2 separate regions of the Homo sapiens genome follow, and region 2 is linked to region 1. A link is a contact called in ENCODE Hi-C or POLR2A ChIA-PET data. All regions are on one chromosome and are shown on one strand. The core of a region is the stretch at or near the end of the contact, and the rest is flanking DNA. Distances in the headings are between cores, read along the strand shown. Region 1 overlaps NCAM1 (neural cell adhesion molecule 1). Region 2 overlaps NCAM1 (neural cell adhesion molecule 1).

Evidence for each region. A loop is a pair of places that touch in the nucleus more often than their neighbours do. ChIA-PET counts read pairs that join two places held with the same protein, here RNA polymerase II (POLR2A).
Region 2: a loop to region 1 is called in a map of ascending aorta, with 1.9 times the contacts of the local background. The contact joins two enhancer-like sites. A Hi-C loop is called at or near these places in 5 of 168 maps with a recorded cell type or tissue (aorta, ascending aorta, breast epithelium and 2 more). POLR2A ChIA-PET finds 5 or more read pairs at or near these places in 2 of 52 experiments (WTC11 and activated CD4-positive, alpha-beta T cell).

The regions. Positions count from the first base shown.
Region 1 is chr11:113,109,956-113,116,187 of GRCh38, reverse strand. All of the region lies in intron 1 of NCAM1 (neural cell adhesion molecule 1), which reads right to left. Among named protein-coding and RNA genes, the nearest start is that of NCAM1-AS2, 150 kb to the right of the region's middle. Within about 2 kb of position 1,552, at least 5 of the 41 ENCODE cell types and tissues checked have a DNase peak (open chromatin) inside an H3K27ac peak, as active enhancers do; they include ascending aorta, where a contact is called at or near this core.
Region 2 is chr11:113,160,749-113,166,889 of GRCh38, reverse strand. All of the region lies in intron 1 of NCAM1 (neural cell adhesion molecule 1), which reads right to left. Among named protein-coding and RNA genes, the nearest start is that of NCAM1-AS1, 110 kb to the left of the region's middle. Within about 2 kb of position 4,094, at least 8 of the 41 ENCODE cell types and tissues checked have a DNase peak (open chromatin) inside an H3K27ac peak, as active enhancers do; they include ascending aorta, where a contact is called at or near this core.

The DNA of each region.
Region 1 (6,232 bases), core at 303-2,802:
TAGTATGAGACAGCCCTTACTGTCAAAAGCTCACCACTTAGGCGAAGGAGGTGATCAGATATCAACTACATACAAGAATACCTTTATTATTCCCATGAATTTTTGCATAATCTATTTCTGCTTTGTCACCTTAAGCCTAGATTTTTGTATTTGCCGTAAACCTGTGTCTATTTGGGAATTAGAGAAGTCAGTTTAAACTTATGAGAGAAAGAATTAAACTTTTTATTCTGTTAGTAGCCTAATTCCTCCTTAAAGGAGATCCATATTCTAAACTCTACAGTTAAAAATGGTTAAGATGGCAAGTTTTATGTCATGTGTATTTTCCCACAATTAAAAACTAAGAAAGAGACATCCCACCATTTAGCTGGGCAGAATCTGTGAGTCTAAGCTTGGCCAGATTCTCGTAACTGTTATCTGTTTTCAACAAAAACTGTTTCTCGACTAGTGCATGTAAATAAAGCCTCCTTCAGAGCATCCACAGAGTGGAAGAAGGAGATCCAAGAATACATGTGTAACAGGTATCTCATTGTTGTGGCTTCTCTGATCTTTTGTTCTCATGTCTAGAACAATCTGAAAATTCATTTTGTTGGTTGGCTAATGGTAGAATCCATTTGTCCTGACTTTCTGGTCACCGTGTCCCTTACAGAATCTAAAAGACACTGCTGGCACCCTTGCCAGTGAGGTGGAGGGTAGGGTATTTTCTTTCTTGCTATTTCATGTGGATGCTCAGAAATTATAAAAACTAAAACTGATGGCAATTTCACTTCCTTAGCACAGAATTGGGGAAAAGACAGCTCACACATTAGTAACTCTGTGCTTATGTTTTGAACCTTTACCAGGAATGTGGAGGCAATATATCTTGGTTCAACTTTTGTCTTTCCATTAGTAATATTATCATAATAAAGCTTCCTTGACACAGTACCTATTTCCAAGCTGTTTTGTACGTTTTATGATGGACATCTGGGTTAAAGTAACTTTTTTTGCACTCCTTCTGCACTTCAGCTGGTTGGTGGGGCAATGTGTAAAGTGCTAAAGTAACAGCAACTCAGGAACTCAAAAGGCACAGCCACCTTGCTCCCAGGATGCTACCAGCTGGGGGGTGCTGACTGTCCAGGGGCCTCCCCAGGTACTATTTATTAGTTATGTCTCTTGAAAAATAACCTAAGATTTATAACGGTCTTTTCTGAATTTTTGAATTTCCTACTACAAAACATTGGTGAGTTGGGTGCAATTCCCCCCAAGAATTGAGTAAGACTTCCTTTATTTTCAGTGGGGGAGAGGAGAGCTCGTCTTAATTTATATATTTCTGGTATTTGCACTTCAGATACAAAATTTTGATGCATGTCTACAATACAAGCTCCATGAGATAGGAACTGTTGATTCTCCAGCCTTGGGCAGTCACAGAATACCTGTTGTTGACTAGCTGAGTAAAAGGTTATGACTGCAAAATAGAAAGCTGCGCCACACAGGCTAGGCAGGATTTTTTGCTTCACTGCAGTGAGTGAGGTGCTCTCAGAGCACTGTGGCTCAGGCCTTCCACCAGAGGGAGCAGGGATGCCACCCCACTGCAGAGGACACTTGTGCAGAACCCTGGGAAGTGCCTGAAGAGGAAAAACAAAAATCCCCAAGCACAGCAAAAAAGAATTGGCATCAAAATGAATGTGAAGAAGAAGAAATCGTGGGGTCATTATACTCAGTGACATGGCTAGATAAAGCCAAAACAGACCTTTCTTTTCCTGCTGCTTAAATGTCCTAAGGCTTCTTAGGCAGAGAAGCCCCATGCCCTAGGAGCAACATCTTCTAGAGCTGCTTGTCTCCTGGTTACCAATGTGGAGTCAGTCCAAGCACAATGCACCTCATCTTAAAAGCAGAAAGGAGAGTGGCCACGGCCAAACCTCTCTAGAGTTCCCCTCTGCAATGCTCTGAAACAGTTCTATTTGTGTCTCTGACTCCGGGGAAAAGATCAGCTATATGGGTTGTTTGGGGCCTGGCACAAGTGGCTATGATGACTTCATTCCAAACTGGGCTGAGAGTCCACCTAAGGACAAATAATTCTCCACAAAACCACCATCAAATCACACAAGGCAAAAAGAGTTTAATATTCAAGGTCTCCACTTTCCTCTCCAGGCAAACTTAAGCCTAAAAAGGGAAACAGCTTGAAGCACTGGGCATCAGAATACATCGCTAGTTTAAAAGCAGATTGTTAGCCCTTTCCAAGTCCCTCAGCATGTCAACTGGAAGAGAAGGCTCTGCAGAGGACAGCAATGTGAAGTGAAATCCTAAAGCACCAGTCCTCTTCCTGGATCTCCATCCATTGATCGTGTCAAACACAAGGTTGATTTTAAAGCCCTGTATCATGTAAAAGGGAAGATAATCCAAGAGAATATCTATCTAAGACACATCAAGATTTTTTTTTTTTTAAAAGAACCTGTCTTAAACTAAAGAGGCAAGACTTGAGTTTCATTTAGCTAATGAAGCTTTGGAAAGTAAATTATCCTTCCAGGGATGCTGAAACAAGCAACGACAACAAAAGACACTCTCCATTTGTCTAGTGGTTCCACCCTATCAGGCTCTAGATGGAACCCACCAGTCCACAGATTGCCAATTTAGGACATTCCTGAGAGCCTATTGATGGGACAGAACTGCTGAATAGTCATAAATCAGAACATTCCAAGGAGTGAATGGGATAATACTGCAGGTTTATTTTAAGGTAAGGATCATAGCAAACAGGAAATTATATATAATTCCAGAGAGAAACAAAGTCAACAAATTCAAATGAACAATGGCAAGTTCCTATAGGGCAGGACATTGCTTATTTCTTTACATTGCCCAGTGCATCTGGCCCAGTCTATGGCGCTAGGGACTTACTGATCATCTAATTTGCAAAAAAACCTCACAACCACCCCCCAAAATAATCTATGGGTTTATCTAAAAAGAAAGCAGAGGTTTAGACCCTTTCTACTAGGTCAGAGGATAACAATTTTAGATACAGAAAAGATATGAAACACGGTAGCTAATTGGACTCATGCAGACTTTATTTTATTTAATTTTTTTGAGACGGAGTCTTGGTCTGTCCCCCAGGCTGGAATGCAGTGTGGTGCGATATCGGCTCACTGCAACCTCTGTCTCCTGGGTTCAAGCAATTCTCCTGCCTCAGTCTCCTGAGTAGCTGGGATTACAGGTGCACACCCCCATGCCTGTCTAATTTTTGTATTTTTAGTAGAGACGGGGTTTCACCATGTTGGCCAGGCTGGTCTGGAACTCCTGACCTCAAATGATCCACTTGTCTCGGCCTCCCAAAGTGCTGGGATTACGGGTGTGAGACACCACACCTGGCTGGACTCATGGAGACTTTAAAAGGCTTTCCAAAAGTTGGGGGATTCCACTTCTCCAGGCAGAAAGACCTTCATGAAACTAATATGTACTTAAAAAAAATCCACATAGAAGAGGCAGAGAATGTGTTAACAGGGTGGGGAACAGAGAAGGCTGGCCACGTTCAGCAAGACCAATGAAGACACTCTCATAATGTTTGCTGTGGAGAGATCTTTCTCTACATAATGGTGAACAATGAGCCCTGTCCAGTTTTTTCTTATTTTTCATTATAGGAAACCTTAAGTATCACAATTCTTCAAGCATGCAATGGGAATGGGAAACACGGTGGCACGGTGACTTCATGACAATGGTAAATCAAGTGTTCTGTCTGGCAGGAAAACTGTCATTAGCCTGGGAAGTCATCTAGCTGATGTCATTTTTGAAACAGAGGTAATATGTCTATTCAAATTTATGAGGAAAACAATCAATTTTATTTTCTGCCATCTACTTTTAGAGGTCAGAAGGAAAATATTTATTGTGCCTTTTAAAGGAAATAACATTCATTAGACTCCCAAAGAGTAAGTTTCGAATGGTAAATATTTCCACTGGCAAAACATAAGAAAGAGAAGTTTGTTTTTAAAAGTGAGATTACAAAAGACTAACATCAGGTAAAAAGAACTTCTTGTGACTGCTCACTTACACAGGTTGGTCCTGCCTTAGCCCTACATCTAATTCAAGGTCAAAGAAAATGTACTGAAAAGGAGTCTTCAGCTACCTAATCACTAGCAGGCTAACAACAGACAGAATGTTCACAAAGACATTACCTTAGGCAACCGACCACCTTCATTATTTTTCAGTTAAAGCAACCATGTTCTGGGAGAAAGATTTTCTTTTTCGCATAGTAAACATGTGCCAATAAAGCTTAAAAATAAGATCTGCGATGAGAAAATCCAGACAACAGCTAATTTGAATAATGAATACGTTTATTCAAATAATCATGCTCATTTTTAATGATAGAGATGAATGATTACTGATCAGAAATGCTTTTGATACATTTTTGAGTGAAAAAATAGGTTACAAGACAGAGTCTCTCTTTTAAAGACATATATATATGTGATACATATTTGTAATGGATATTCATAGAAAAATGTGTGGAGGGATACACAACAAGGTGTTAACATCGGCTTATATTTTCAGTCACGTTTACTGAGGAATAATTTACATACAGTAAAATTCCCTATTTTGTATACAATCCTGAGTTTCAACAAATGTATACAGTCATATAACCACACGACAATCAAGATACAGAACGCTTCCATTACTCTAAAACAGTTCCTGTGTGTCCTCCTGTGGTCCAGACCTCCCACCCCAGGTCCTGACGCTGCTGATCTGTTTTCTTTCCTTGTAGTATTGCTTATTCTCAAACATCATACATACGGAATCAGACAGTAAATATTCTTTTGATTAGCACTTTTTTTTTCCTAGAATAGGGATTATAGATCATGATGATTTCTTTATTCTTGTTATCTTGCTCATCTATATTTTCTAATTTTTTACTACAAACATAATTACTTTTGCAATTTAGAAAAACAAAGGTAAAAATTTAATTAATTGTGACAGGCCATTATGGAAGTAGATAAAGCCATGAAAGCACAGATGAAAACAAATGCTTTGTTTAAATATCACACACAAATGCTGTGTATGATATTTAAATTGTGGAATATTACTTCACCCAAACCTTGAAAGGTAATGGACAATCAGCTACAGCAAGGCAAACCTCCCAGCTGTGCTATGAGTTGTGTGACACTGGGCAGGTTATTTATCATCTTTTAGATTCGATGTCCTCATATTTAAACTAGGGGTTAAAATAGTGCCCATCTCGCAAAGTCATTATAGGGATTAGATGAGGATGTGCATTAGGTCACTGGGACCTGGTAAAATTTAGCACTAGAATTGTGTATATTATTTATTTGGCTATTCTTAGTACTACCATTACTGAGGCTTTGGGAGGTATCCCAATAGGAAAGGACCTATCCCAATAGGAAAGGACTCTCTGCCTCTATAGGCAGAGGGAAGTGATGTCAGGGGCATGGAACCAGGCCACAAGCTTACTTTTAAATCTCAAAACTAAATTCAAGACATTTCGTTTTAGAAAATTTAAAACTTCTGCTTCTTCACAATAAAGTTCTTAGTGTTTTGTTATGATTTCTCAGTGAAATCATTACCTTGGGAATATTAATAGTAAACACCAGCCACCCTTATAACTTTAATCAATATTTTCTTACTATTTAGAACCCAGCGATCCTTTAGTGAAAATATACATTTGTATTTGTCTAACTCTCCTCTCCCCCTATATGAATGACCCAAACCCTATAACCTTTATTCATACCACAATAGGGCATGAATTTAGGGGAGATGAGGATAATCAATTATAAAGCTAGCCAAATTTAAACCAGAGCATAACATTTAAGATCAGTGCATAAAGAGGCCAAGCAATCATAGATGTTCATCTCTGCCAGGTTTTCAGTTGTCAGAGATTCTGGGGTGAAATGAGTTTATGAAAAAACAAATATGATCCACCTTTATCTTCCCAAGGCCATAATACATGCCAGGAAGTGAGTAAGTCTATCTGTCTCTGCTGGGAAGCTCCCAAATGTTTTGATTAAAATAGAACATCTAATCCTCATCCTTGAGACAAGTTCATAATTCACTGAACTGATCCAGGATTTTTATAATAAATGGCAACTGAATTAAAAATATGCCTGCCATCTTTGGCCAAATATATACATATATTAAAAACACGACTATTAGCTCCATGCACTTTGGCCAAAAAACAAATTACAACCACATATGAATTACAGTTAATTCATATATACACACATTCATGTATATCTCCCTGTATATGTATGCATGTATATAT
Region 2 (6,141 bases), core at 2,845-5,344, 48 kb before region 1:
GTGATTACTAAAAAGTGCTTAAAATGATTATATTTGTATTTCATTTTTCTTGGCTATGTAGAGATATGCACTATGAAGTTGACATACAGTAGGTAGAATAGAGCCAGTGTTTTTTTTTGTGTGTGTGTGTCGCAGTGACAACTATACTTGCCTGACAGAGAGCTCCAGACTTCCTTCTATGACAAGTTACCTGTCGTGAACTGAGGATCTGAAAGGCTTCCCCATGATCTAACAAAGTCATTATTTGTTATCATCACTCAGCAAGGTATGGGCATAATAACATCTCCCACCAATATTTTATTATTCCTTGTACTTTGCCATGTCCTCTCATATTCATATCACATCAATCTTTAAACAATCTGTGCTTTAAGTAAAATGCACCTATTTTACAGGTGAGGAAGTTGAGGCTGAGAAAGGTTAAAATGACTTGCCCAAGGTCAAACAGCTATTCCACTGGATTTGTAATGGTAGAGGAGTGCCTCTGGCTGGCTCACTGACGTGGAGACAGGTAGCACCCATTGGTGCGTTATTACTGTGTTTTCCTACGATTTTCAGAGTCCCTCATCTGCAAATCCCTTTCACAGATCTTGACCCTAGCAACTATGCTGGAAGGCAGCTAGGACCATGGTTGAGATCCAGCCCTATGCCCCTCCACTGTCTTCCTGCTGTTGCCTTTTTGCTATTTTTCTGATCATTATCACATTTCCCAGGGAGAAGGCGGGAAATATAAACAGGCGTGGAAAGAAATCAGTCAATTTTGCCCGGGCGCGGTGGCTCACGCCTGTAATCCCAGCACTTTGGGAGGCCGAGGCAGGCAGATCACGAGGTCAGGAGATCGGGACCACCCTGGCTAACACGGTGAAACCCCGTCTCTACTAAAAATAAGTAAAAATAAAAAAAAAATTAGCCGGGCATGGTGGTAGGCGCCTGTAGTCCCAGCTACTTGGGAGGCTGAGGCAGGAGAAAGGAGAATGGCATGAACCCGGGAGGCAGAGCTTGCAGTGAGCCGAGATCACGCCACTGCACTCCAGCCTGGGTGACAGAGCGAGACTCCATTTCAAAAAAAAAAAAATCAGTCGGTTTTGCTATTTAGGAGCAAGAGAAACCGGACCAGGCGAGAAGCCAGGAGAGAGCCAGTGGTGGTCTTCTCTACACTGGGGCTGAGCTACCACAGAGGAGTACAGACAGCCAGAGCCTTCCCCAACCAGAGAAACCAGAGGTTTCTTCACTCAGGCATGGACAATAGGGTCGTAAGGGTGCAGGAAAACATTCTACTCTCATAATGGTCCCATCGGGGGTGGGGGAAGCAAAGGCTATATAGATCCCAGCTACGACCAGATGTCTCAAAGGTTTAAACTGCAAGTCTTGAACCTGCTTTTAAAATGAACTACAGGCCCTGACTTAGTCTGAGAAGTGGAGATTCTTAGTACTTCCCATTCTCTGCTTGTAAGACAAGCAGAAGGCCTGAGGCTGAATCAAAACAGACTAAGTGAGTCTACTCGGAGCCCAGAGACCACAGTGGAGATTCTGGATCTTAGCTCTAAAGAGGACTTAGAAATTATCTTTTTGAACAGGTGCATCAGAAAGCGATTGGCCTTTTCCAAATTCATCTAAGTGGATGGGGTGGTTTTACTTAAATTTCCTTTTCTTTCTAAGTGACTTTCTAAGTCACTTTCTACCTTGTGGAGGGTCCTGAATAATGGAAAGGTGGGTTCCACAATGCCACAGGCTACTTCACAGCCACCTTTTTCTAACTTCTGTTCTCCCCACAGACACGTTTCCATTGTCATGCTGGGTGCTTGCTGCCAATGAGCAGACAGTGGGTCCCTGTGATATCGTGACAAAATTAGAAACATATATTTTGTCTTTGACCCCTGTTGCCAACATACAGCTCCTACTCTCTTAGAATTTCCTGGGTGATATAGGAGAGTCTTTTGTTCAAATTAGTTGACTTTCGGTGGGCTCCTGGCTGGGGTTGGTCATCAGGAAGACCAAATCATGATTAGAAGGTTGGAGCATTCAGCCCTGCTCTACAGCCTTTGAGAAGGGTGGAAGGATTGGAGATTGAATTAATAATGGATCCTGCCTACGTGATGAAGCCTCCATAAAAATCTCTGAAGTGCAGGGTTCAGAGGGTTTCTGGGCTGCTGACCAGGCAAAGGTTCTGGGAGGATGGTGCACCCAGAGAAGGCATGGAAGCTCTGAACCTCTTTCCACACACCTTGCCCTGAGTACCTTTTCATCTGGCTGTTCAACTATATCCTCTGTAATATCCTTATCCTTTATCATGAATCAGTAAATGTAAATATGTGTTTCCCTGAGTTCTGTGAGCCATCCTAGCAATCATGGAACCTAAGGAGGGGGTTGTGGGAACCCTGATTAATGGCTGGAGGGTCAGAAGCAAAGGTCACAACCTGGGACTTGCGACTGAAATGTGATGTGAGGGCAGTCTCGTGGGACTGAGCCTTTAGCCTGTGGGATCTGACTCTAACTCCAGGTAGACAGTGTCAGAAATGATTTAAATTATAGGACACCTTGTTGGTGTTCACTGGAGAATTGCTTGGTGTGTGGGAATGCCCCTGCCCCAACATCTCATGTCAGAAGTGAAGTATTAGAAGTGAGTATGGGTATTGTAGGAGAAAACAAGTCAGTTTGTGTTTCTTACCATGGAGTCCTCTTCTCCACTCTTAGTTCAGAGTGCAGTGCTAAGTGCAGACTGCAGAGCATGTACCCCCATGGAGTCCTCTTCTCCACCCTTAGTTCAGAGTACAGCGCTAAATGCAGACTGCAGAGCATGTACCCAGAGGCATCTGGTCTACCTGCAGTGATATCTGCACAAGGGGAGGGAGGATGCTCCATCCAACCTTGCAAGATAATGTGGTGTTCGGCAATCCCATTCAGTGGCCATCTGGGAACATGCCAGTGGGTAGGGTCCTACAGTTGTCTCTTCTCATGGCACCCAGCACCTCCCTTGTGAAATTCCTCCCAATACTTGCTCACTCCCTCTCTTCTCCCCTTCACTGCATACTCTAGGGTGTTGAGACCAGCTCTCATTTGCACAGCCCGGCACCCGCAGCACTGGGCATACTGCCTGGACACTTACGTCTTCAGGGCAGTTGAACCCTGACACTTTCTTCTTTCGATCTTAGCCAGGTCTGAGCAAAACTTTTCTTTAACTCCATTCTAGATGTTCACTTCTTATCCAACAAGCAGAACGCTCCTCAACATACGGTTTTCCCTCTTGGCAGACAGCAAAGGGCACTCCCTACTGGCCTCTCTGAGACAAGGCTGGACACATCTCTTCCTTTCAGAGTATTACCATTCACCAGAGAGATGTCTCATCCCTAACAAATTGCTTTCCATAACACTCTTGACAATTCCCAGGAGAAGAACCTCAGAACCTCAGACCTAGCTCTGAACTCTCTGGCTTTGAGGACCAGGTCAATAGCGAAACCACAGAGGTCAAAACTGTGACATCCTATTCCCCTGGGTGAAGAAAAAGGTTCTTATTATAACAAAGGCATTAAATCTGCCTGGCTGACCCGGCTGCTGAGCCAATACTGATGCAAAACAGCAGCATGGGTGGTTTTTTTTCCAGACTTTTTCAGCACTTTTGCGGTATTTATTTTACAGACAGAAAAAGATATGCCACAGCCTAAGAAAATTACAACCCTGACTCCAATTCCCAAAGGTCTTCTCTGCCTTTCTTCTGGAGGGCAAGAAGACATCTTCTCTTGAGCAGAAGGAGGTCAGCAGAGTTTGAGGTTGCCAGATGAGGCTGCACTTGGATTTGCCCAAACTTGCTTTCCTCTAAGACAGTGGTTCTTCACCCTGGCTGCACGGAGAGCTTGAAAAATACTTAAGTCTGAGCCCTACCTGTGACTAGGGGAATTTGAGTGTGAAGGGATGGAGAGGGCGTTAGTAATTGTTAAGAGTCCAGGTGATTTTCCCATGCAACCCAAGCTGAGAGCCTCTTTCCCAGAGAGCCAAAGCAATGAACTGAACGTCCATTTCGAATTTCCATGCGGAATATGTGCTCGGGTGGCCACTAGGGTGGCGTGTTGAATCGTTAATGAGATCGCGTCTCCACTGCCTGTGTCTTGTGGTCTGCCCACTGAGAATATGCCCCGTGACCGTAACTAACAAAGGAAGAACAAACAGGGCAGAATCCAATAACATTCCTGGTGGAGACAAACATTTAGACAGTCCCACATTCATTTTTTTCTTTTTCCATTACATCACTGCTATCCCTCCACAGCAATTCATATTTATCTCAAAAATCCATTAAAACAATTTTTTTAAATGTTATTTGTTCTAGAAGAGTGACATCATGGGCTGGCTTTCCATGTAATTTAGAAAAGAAAAATGGATTCTTCCATTTTCACCTCCAGTAGTTATTAGGCCAGAAGCAAGCACTGCAAAAACAATCTCTAAGATAACAGCAGGCGCCTTGGTCTCCTGACTTCTATGTTAGCAGCCAGCAAGGGCAGCTTCATTATGCACAGGGCCCTGCTCCTACACTGCAGCAGGCACCTGGAGCCTGAGATGGGATTTTTTTTTCATTTTTTTAAACAAATAAATGACAAGACAAAAAACATGCTTCTAATGACTGGAAACCAAAAAGACAAAGGGGTTGCTATAATATCATGTTTTGATATTTTTAGCTTTGTTTGCAAAGGCTAAATTACAGTAGGCCCCTGGCCTTGTTCCTGTAGCAATTGCCTGGTAACACACCATAACCATCTCAGGCTGCTCCTCCCCCCAAGGAACTACAACTCAAAATTACAGATTATACAGAAATAAAACCCCATAATTGCTTGTTTGTTTGTTTTACTTAAATGATCCTGACTTCCTAGCATAACACCCTTGAATTCTGAAAATATCTCGAACAGCAGTTCACCTGGCACACATGCAAGATTTCACGTTGTTTGCAGGAAGCGATCCAAGCCAAGGTTTCAGGGGAAAAAAAATCAGTTCAGGGGATGGACAAAAATGACCAGCTGCTCCCTGGCATAGAAGGCTCTGCAGAAGCCCAGCCTACTCTATGGAGCTCAACCACAGTGCTTCTCCACCTTCTCTTCTCCCTCAGTTCTGCTGCAAGCCACTAGAAACCTACACACTCCAGGTTCTGCTGAATGATGGGCAAAGGGGGTGGGCGGGAAGCCAAATCAACAAGAGTTTCTTTTACTACATCCTCATGCTTAAGAGGAAACAAGGTGACTTTCTTTACTAGCATGACATACTGACCATACTCAACAGGCAGGGGGATTTTATGTGGTTTATCTATGATAAAAGCACTAAATGTTTTTTATAAGAGGTTTAACCTGATTACAAGATTGATCAGTCTCAGGAATAAACTGTCCAAAAATGAGAACAGAATCAGGATAAGGGAGCCCATGTATTTTTGATAACTCAGTAATTGCACATTTGACAGGAAGAATACACTCCAGCAGCCTCTTATGAACACCTGGAACTCTTTCGGGGGCACAGGGTTTGGCAATAACAAGAAAAAAAAGAAAAGAATTCCAAGTCCAAGGTATGACATGCACCAATTTTAAAATACTATGTAGATGTAAGGAGCAGAAATGAAACGTTCTGAAGAAAGAAGTAAAACGTTCTGAAATAAGATTTTTTTAATCTACAAAGAAACTCCCTGTAGTTTATAATTTTCATTTTATAAGATGAAAGTAATCATCTCTTGGGGGGCTCTTTTGATTCCCTACTCTCTTTTCTCCTAGGTGGCAGAGATTTTCAATTTTTTTCTAAAACGGATGGTCTGTGTAGATCACGATCATGTGTAATTCAGTACTGTCCCTCAACTCTCTTCTCTTGTGAGATGGCAGTGAAGACAGAACCCAACTTCCCACGTATTCTTGTGACGGAGCTTGCACAAACACATCCATAGGGAGTGGGAGTTGTGCATCTCAATGGACAAGAAGATAGTTTAATTTAAACTCTCGAAAAAGCCCTAGAGGAACTATCAGGGAACAGACAAGGCCCAGACAGAATTTATGGCTGACTTAACCTTGTAAAAATTCCCTGGGCCAGCAGAGTCCAGCGAGCTTGGGCTTCATTGTACAATCTGTGGTGAATTCCTTCCAGAAACTGCACTCTATAAGCAGAGCCCTCAGTGACCCTCTT